Regions from separate parts of the Homo sapiens genome. Here region 2 is linked to region 1. Evidence: read pairs that join two places in POLR2A ChIA-PET (ENCODE). Cell type or tissue: Panc1. All regions are shown on one strand. Links, peaks and the distances in the headings refer to the core of each region. The heading gives the core; the rest is flanking DNA. Region 1 holds the start of LOC101927377 (a long non-coding RNA gene). Region 2 overlaps SULF2 (sulfatase 2).

Region 1 (2,907 bases), core at 256-2,755:
AATTTTTTAAGAAATTGGGGTGGGGGGGAATGGTTAGCAGAGCAGCTTTATATAAGCACTCACCTAAAACAGGCAGAGTCATCGGTAGCTAAGCTATTTATGCAGGATTCTTAAAATGGCGTCTGGCAACACTGCCTCATTCCTGTGTTGAAGCTAAAATGGTAGCAGTTTGTTCAATAGCTGTAGCTCTTGTTTAAGCAGCCCTGCGAGTTTCAAAGCCACCTTCCTAAATACCAGAACTAGGAAAAGCTGAACCAAAGGACACCAACAACCCAACGTTTAGAAGCTTAAAAAAAACTCTGCAATGACAGGGAGAGTTTGTGAAGTCACAGGTTCCTAAGGAAAAGCCTTCTCTTGTAGATCCTGAGCCTTCAACATGAGGCTCTGTGATGAGGCCCCCTTGCCCTCAAATTAGGTGGGTAGAAGGTTAGGAATCGTGCAGCCCCGTGGCACAAACTGCAGACGGACAGGTGTCTGTGCAAACACAAAAATGTTCCCAGGGAGCAGCCTGGGGGAAGGCAAGGAGGAAGCCCGGTCCCCCTTCTCTTCTCAGTCTATTAGAAACCAGCTTTGCATCCATACCAAAAAGGCGCTAGGTAAAATGAAAGTGCTTCAAGGACAGCAGGCATCTGAAAAGCCAAGCTAAAGGGCTGCACCTCAGTCTACGGCAAAGGTAAAATAAAAAGGCTGTTTATAAGCCTGCAAACAGCCACCAAATACCCAGCCCTCTGAAGCAGCCAGTCCTAAGACAGTTAACATCAAGGAAAGACAATCCGAGTCTGCAGAGGAGAAACACAAGGAAAACATTCCCTTATCCAATGCACAGGATACTCACAAATTAGATTTCTGACCACCCCCAACAGAGCCTGAGAATTAACAATGGGTTTTGCAAAACCCGCTTTCAGAGGCCGAACTAACAGCCTGAGTGGATAACGTCATTTACTGTTACAGGTCTGAGCATTGGCCTCAGAACTCCTCTGGTGCTGGGAGTGAGGAGTTTCAAGGTGACTGCTTTTTAGCTCCAGGGGAGAAAGGAGGGCACAGTGCCCAAGGCCATGCCAGGGCAAGGACGGGCCACTGGCCCCCGCCGGCCGGTAGGTAAGGTAATCGGGATGGGGGGGACAGGCTGGCAGCACACTGGCTGCAGAGCTGGCATGGCCACTGCCTGTTTGTTTGTCTGCAAGGAGAGTGGGAAGTAGCGGGGAGGGTGACCATAACCTTAGCAACCTGAAGCCAAGGGTGAACCCTTGCTCAGATCTTGCATTTTAAGAGTAACCAAAGGGTTCTGAAACATATTCCCTTTTTAAATCTCTGCTGTGCAGTAGCGAAGGCCCCTTTGAATGTATCTTTCTTTCCAGAGTCAACCAGAGGCAAAGCCAGATTGAGGGTTCCCAGGCTGACAAATGTCTGCTGCCTCTGCCACAGGAGAGAGAAGGGGAAAGAGGGCAAAAGAAACAAAGACATCACGCGTTGCAAGTGGCTGGACTTTTAAAAACCTACCTTTGCCTCCAGGGTTTTCTAGGTTACTGTCACCCCACTTCCTAAAAAGTGTCTCCCCCCTCATCCTATTTAAGACCTGATGCAGTCTCCCCACTGGTTCTCCCAGGGAAAGAAAAGGGGAAATGTTTTGTTGAAAATAAAAGGGATGACAAGAAAGAAAGGAAAAAAAGCTATTGTTTTCATCCCTAATTTATAATCCAAGAGGCCCCCAATTGTTTCTTTCTGACTCAAATCTTTGAGCTGTTAATTATAAAAGTAACTGGACTTGGCGCCAACGGGCTAACTATGATCAGGCTCAGCAATTAGAAAAACTCTGTAGAAAGTTTACTGAGTGATTATATATAATTAATTCCTAGTTACAGACTGAACACTGACCATTTTCTGGAGCTAATAAAAGCAGTTACTCCCCCTCCCCCACGTGAATGCCACTTAATTTCCCAAAGCAGAAAGTGAATCCATCCTGGAGGGTCTTGAAGGAAAAAAAAGGAGAGGAATCAAAAGCTTCAGTGTGTCTGTGTTTGCTCCTTGCAGCTGTGTATCCTCTTTGGGGACTGAGGAGGCAGAAGGAAAAAGGAAAACAGCCCAACATTCTGTTCCTCCTTCTGCAATTTACAAACGTGGCAGAGAGAACATTCTACCTTGATGAGAAAAAGAAGGGGGGTTGGGGGGAAGCAGGGAAGGGAGATGACCTAGGAATGGAAGGTAGGAGACGCTTCTGCTTGGCAGATCTGCTTTTCCTAAAAGGAACAAAGATGGTAGAAATTTCCAGAAGGCCCGTTCTTAGTTCGGCCACTGCAATTGTCAATCTTTAACCTTTCCTCCAAGTCTATTGGTTTAAAAGCTAGAGTAGAAGAACCCCATTGGGCTGCTCTGGGAGCCAGTACTGCCGTCCCTACCTAGTCCTGCTGCAATGCAGACATTTATTTTTTTCCCCCTTTCCTGAAACTGGAAAATAATGCTACTTTGAAAGCAATTAACTTTTTACAGACTCATGCTTGGTAGGGGTCACAGTACCAGAGGAAAAGTGGCTAGCTTGGTCCAGGGTTGGGAACTTGCTGGGGGCTGTACATTTGAAAACAGATCTTGGCTCTCCAAACCTGTGGGAGCCATTTTAATGCAAGCTTTTAGAGGACAAATGCCTTGCCCTTAAGTTCCCTTCCAGCCCAACAAACACAGTATTATGCAAACGTTGAAGGCACCAAACCAGGAGTCTTATGATTAGATATTGCTTCTAGGGAGGCCACAAGAACCTCGATATGTAATTTCCATTTACAGCAAGGAGATAAGAACAAAGAAAATAGCTGAGTGTCTGAACTTACTTGTTTGGGGCAGTGGCACTGTTCAGTTTTAAGTATATAACATCATTAACTGCCTGCAGTTTTACTCTAAGAAGCTAAGCTGGCCTGC
Region 2 (2,907 bases), core at 123-2,622, 350 kb after region 1:
ACAGCAACCAGAATGGCTAACATTAAAGAAATGGGCAACACCTAGTATGGGTGGGGATGTGGGACAACTTGAGCCCTCACACACTGAGTGGCTGCCCCAACCGGTCCAACCACGGTGGGGAACTCTTTGGCTGTGTCTGCTAAATTTGAATGCATTGGTAACTTCTACCCAACAATTTAAATCTTGGGTATTTACCCAACAGAAAAGTATTCATACACTCACCTAAACTCAGGTACAAGACATGACAGCACATTTGTAATAGTAAATAGGTAGAAACAAATGAAATGTTTATCAACAAAAGGATGGGTAAAGAAATTGTTGCATATTTACAGAACGGAAGGCTACATTGAAACTTGAACGAAAGACCTAGTGCTACATTCAAGAACAGGGATGCATCTCAACAACCTAAGAATGTTAAGAGAGATAAACCAGATACAAAAGAATACATGCCATATGACGTCATCTATGTGAAATTTGAGAACAGGCCAAACTAATCTATGATGTTAGAATAAAAACAGTGGGTATCCTGGAGACTGGGGGAGGGTGGCTGGGAGCAGCAAGGGGAGTTTCTCGGGTGATGATCTTGTTCTATTTCTTGCTGGAGCAGGTGGTTCAGTTGGTGACACCTCATTGGCCTGGAGATTTGGGAGCCATGCACTTTTCCACATGCACGCTTTACATCAACAACAAAGCTTAAAGAAAATCACCCTAATTCATCAGGAAGGGGATGTGCCTAAAAGCTCTGTGATAAGGAGACAGACAAGACCTCTTCATGATCCTCTTCTGTTTTTATTTTGCATGTACATTTTTTTTTTCTTTGAGACACGTCACACTCTGCCACCCAGGCTGGAGTGTAGTGGCACCATCACGGCTCACTGCAGCCTCAACCTCCCAGGCTCAAGTGATCCTCCCACCTCATCCTCCCGAGTAGCTGGGACTACAGGCGCATGCCACCATGCCTGGCTTATTTTTGTAGTTTTTGTAGAGAAGGGGTCTCGCCATGCTGCACAGGCTGTTCTTGAACTCCTGAGCTCAAGCGATCTGCCTGCCTCAGCCTCCCAAGGTGCTGAGATGACAGGCGAGAGCCACCGTGTCTGGCTTGCATGTATAATTTTTAATAATTATAATCTATAAAGCCATATTTAAGAAATGGGAAAATTTGAGTCTAGAGACAGCAATCCTATTCTAGTCGTCTCTTTCTAGATGAGGACACTGCGGTTCTGAAATTTCTGACGAGTATTGCTGAGAGCACAGAATATGAGCGTTCCAGGAGGTTGTAGGGATGTAAGGAGATCTTGCTAACAGACAGCTCAGCGCTGGGCCTTGTGCACGTGAGTGCTTGGCCGAGAAGCCAGGATGAAGAGAGAAAGGCCAGGGAGGTGAACCCCCAGAGGAAGGAGGAGAGTGGGTGGGATGGGGCTCTGGTGCCCCTAGAGGAGAGGACAACCTATCCACCAGTGTCCTTGGAGAAAGCACAGAGCCACCTGGCCCTGGGGGAGCTGTGATGGAGCTGGCTCCCTCTGCAGCGGTTTTCCTGGTGACCTGGCAGATGGCTGACACTTTCCAGGAGTGGGAAAACCCCTTAGGAACCCAAGCGGCTGGATTCTGAAACCCCCAAAATACAAGGCAAAGGGGAGCACTTCATTAAATGACTTGCCCATCATGCAGGGCCGGGAGGTGACCGCTCCAGAGGGAGGAGCTGATGAAACACCTCCTGTAAGGGTCTGGGTACACAGGGGAGGTGAAAATAGGAAGGGAGGATCCCCCAGCAGCCTCAGGGGTAAGGTCCGGGATGGAACCTCCCTTTGTGTGGGAGGATGGAGCAAAAATAAACGGGAAGAACCTGGCGTTCTGCAGAGGAGGAGGCGGGGAACCGGCTGCAGTCTCTGAGTCTGAGTCATATCCAGTTTTCACAGAGTGAAATGTAATTAGGTGGTGGGTGCCTAATTAAACAGCGACTGGGCGTCCCTGGCTAGGTGTCAGGGAGTAACTGATGGAGTGGAGGCAGCATGAGATTCCCGGGCAAGCTAAAGGCCTGCACTTCTCTTTCTCTGGGACCTGGAATGTTGGAGATGCCTCAATGCATCCAGCTCCTCAAAGCAGTGGCTCTTGGCCAGAAAGGGGGTAATTTCTGTCCCCAGGAGACACTTGGCAATGTCTGGAGACATTTTTGGTTTCATCACAACTTGGTGTGCTGTTGATATCTGGTGGGTGGAGGCCAAGGATGCTGCTCAATATTCGCCGACGCACGTGACAGCCCCCACGCTACAAAGACTGAGCCAGGACAAAATGTCAGCAGCGCCTAATCCAAGAAACCTTTTCTTTTCTTTTCTTTTTTTTTTTTTTGAGAGAGGGTCTCGCTGTTTTCCAGGCTGGAGTGCAATGGCGTGATGTCGCCTCACAGCAACCTTTGCCTCCTGGGTCCAAGGGATTCTCCTGCCTCAGCATCCCGAGTAGCTGGGACTACAAGCGTGCACCATGATGCCCGGCTAATTTTTGTATTTTTAGTAGAGATGAGGTTTCATCATGTTGGCCAGGCTGGTCTCGAACTCCTGACCTCAAGTGATCCACCTGCCTCGGCCTCCCAAAGTTCTGGGACTACAGATGTGAGCCACCATACGTCGCTGAGAAACCCTATCTTATTTAAATAAACCTGCCTATGGTCCAACCCTCCAGCATCTCACCCCTCAGGTCTTTGGAGCCATATTGTGAGAGCCAGGAAGGCCCCTGGAGACCAAGTGTAGTTCAGGAAACAAGATTTCCTAAACCTTGTGACCTTGACCCCCACCTCTAACGCTGCCCTCCATGCGGGGGGGCTCCACTTCTGTAACACTCCTGGCCTCTCTCCATGCTCTCCCGTACCTCCTCCGAGGGGGACAATATACAGCAGAGGTCACCAAACCTTTC

Evidence for each region. Peaks named below come from ENCODE experiments on the same cell type or tissue, not always from the same donor. Only the 100,000 strongest peaks of a DNase experiment are listed, where the experiment ranks them.
Region 2: POLR2A ChIA-PET joins it to region 1 with 5 read pairs; 2 of 35 experiments call an interaction of 5 or more read pairs at or near these places.

The regions. Positions count from the first base shown.
Region 1 is chr20:47,351,647-47,354,553 of GRCh38, forward strand. All of the region lies in intron 1 of ZMYND8 (zinc finger MYND-type containing 8), which reads right to left. LOC101927377 (a long non-coding RNA gene) reads left to right here and starts at 915. Exons shown (of 2, transcript NR_134501.1): 1 at 915-1,094; 2 at 1,359-2,907. RefSeq lists an enhancer at 1,025-1,174. In Panc1, for the core only: no CTCF peak of the experiment used is centred there; no DNase peak of the experiment used is centred there; H3K4me3 peaks cover 2,500 bases; H3K27ac peaks cover 2,500 bases.
Region 2 is chr20:47,703,473-47,706,379 of GRCh38, forward strand. All of the region lies in intron 3 of SULF2 (sulfatase 2), which reads right to left. Among named protein-coding and RNA genes, the nearest start is that of SULF2, 81 kb to the right of the region's middle. In Panc1, for the core only: no CTCF peak of the experiment used is centred there; no DNase peak of the experiment used is centred there.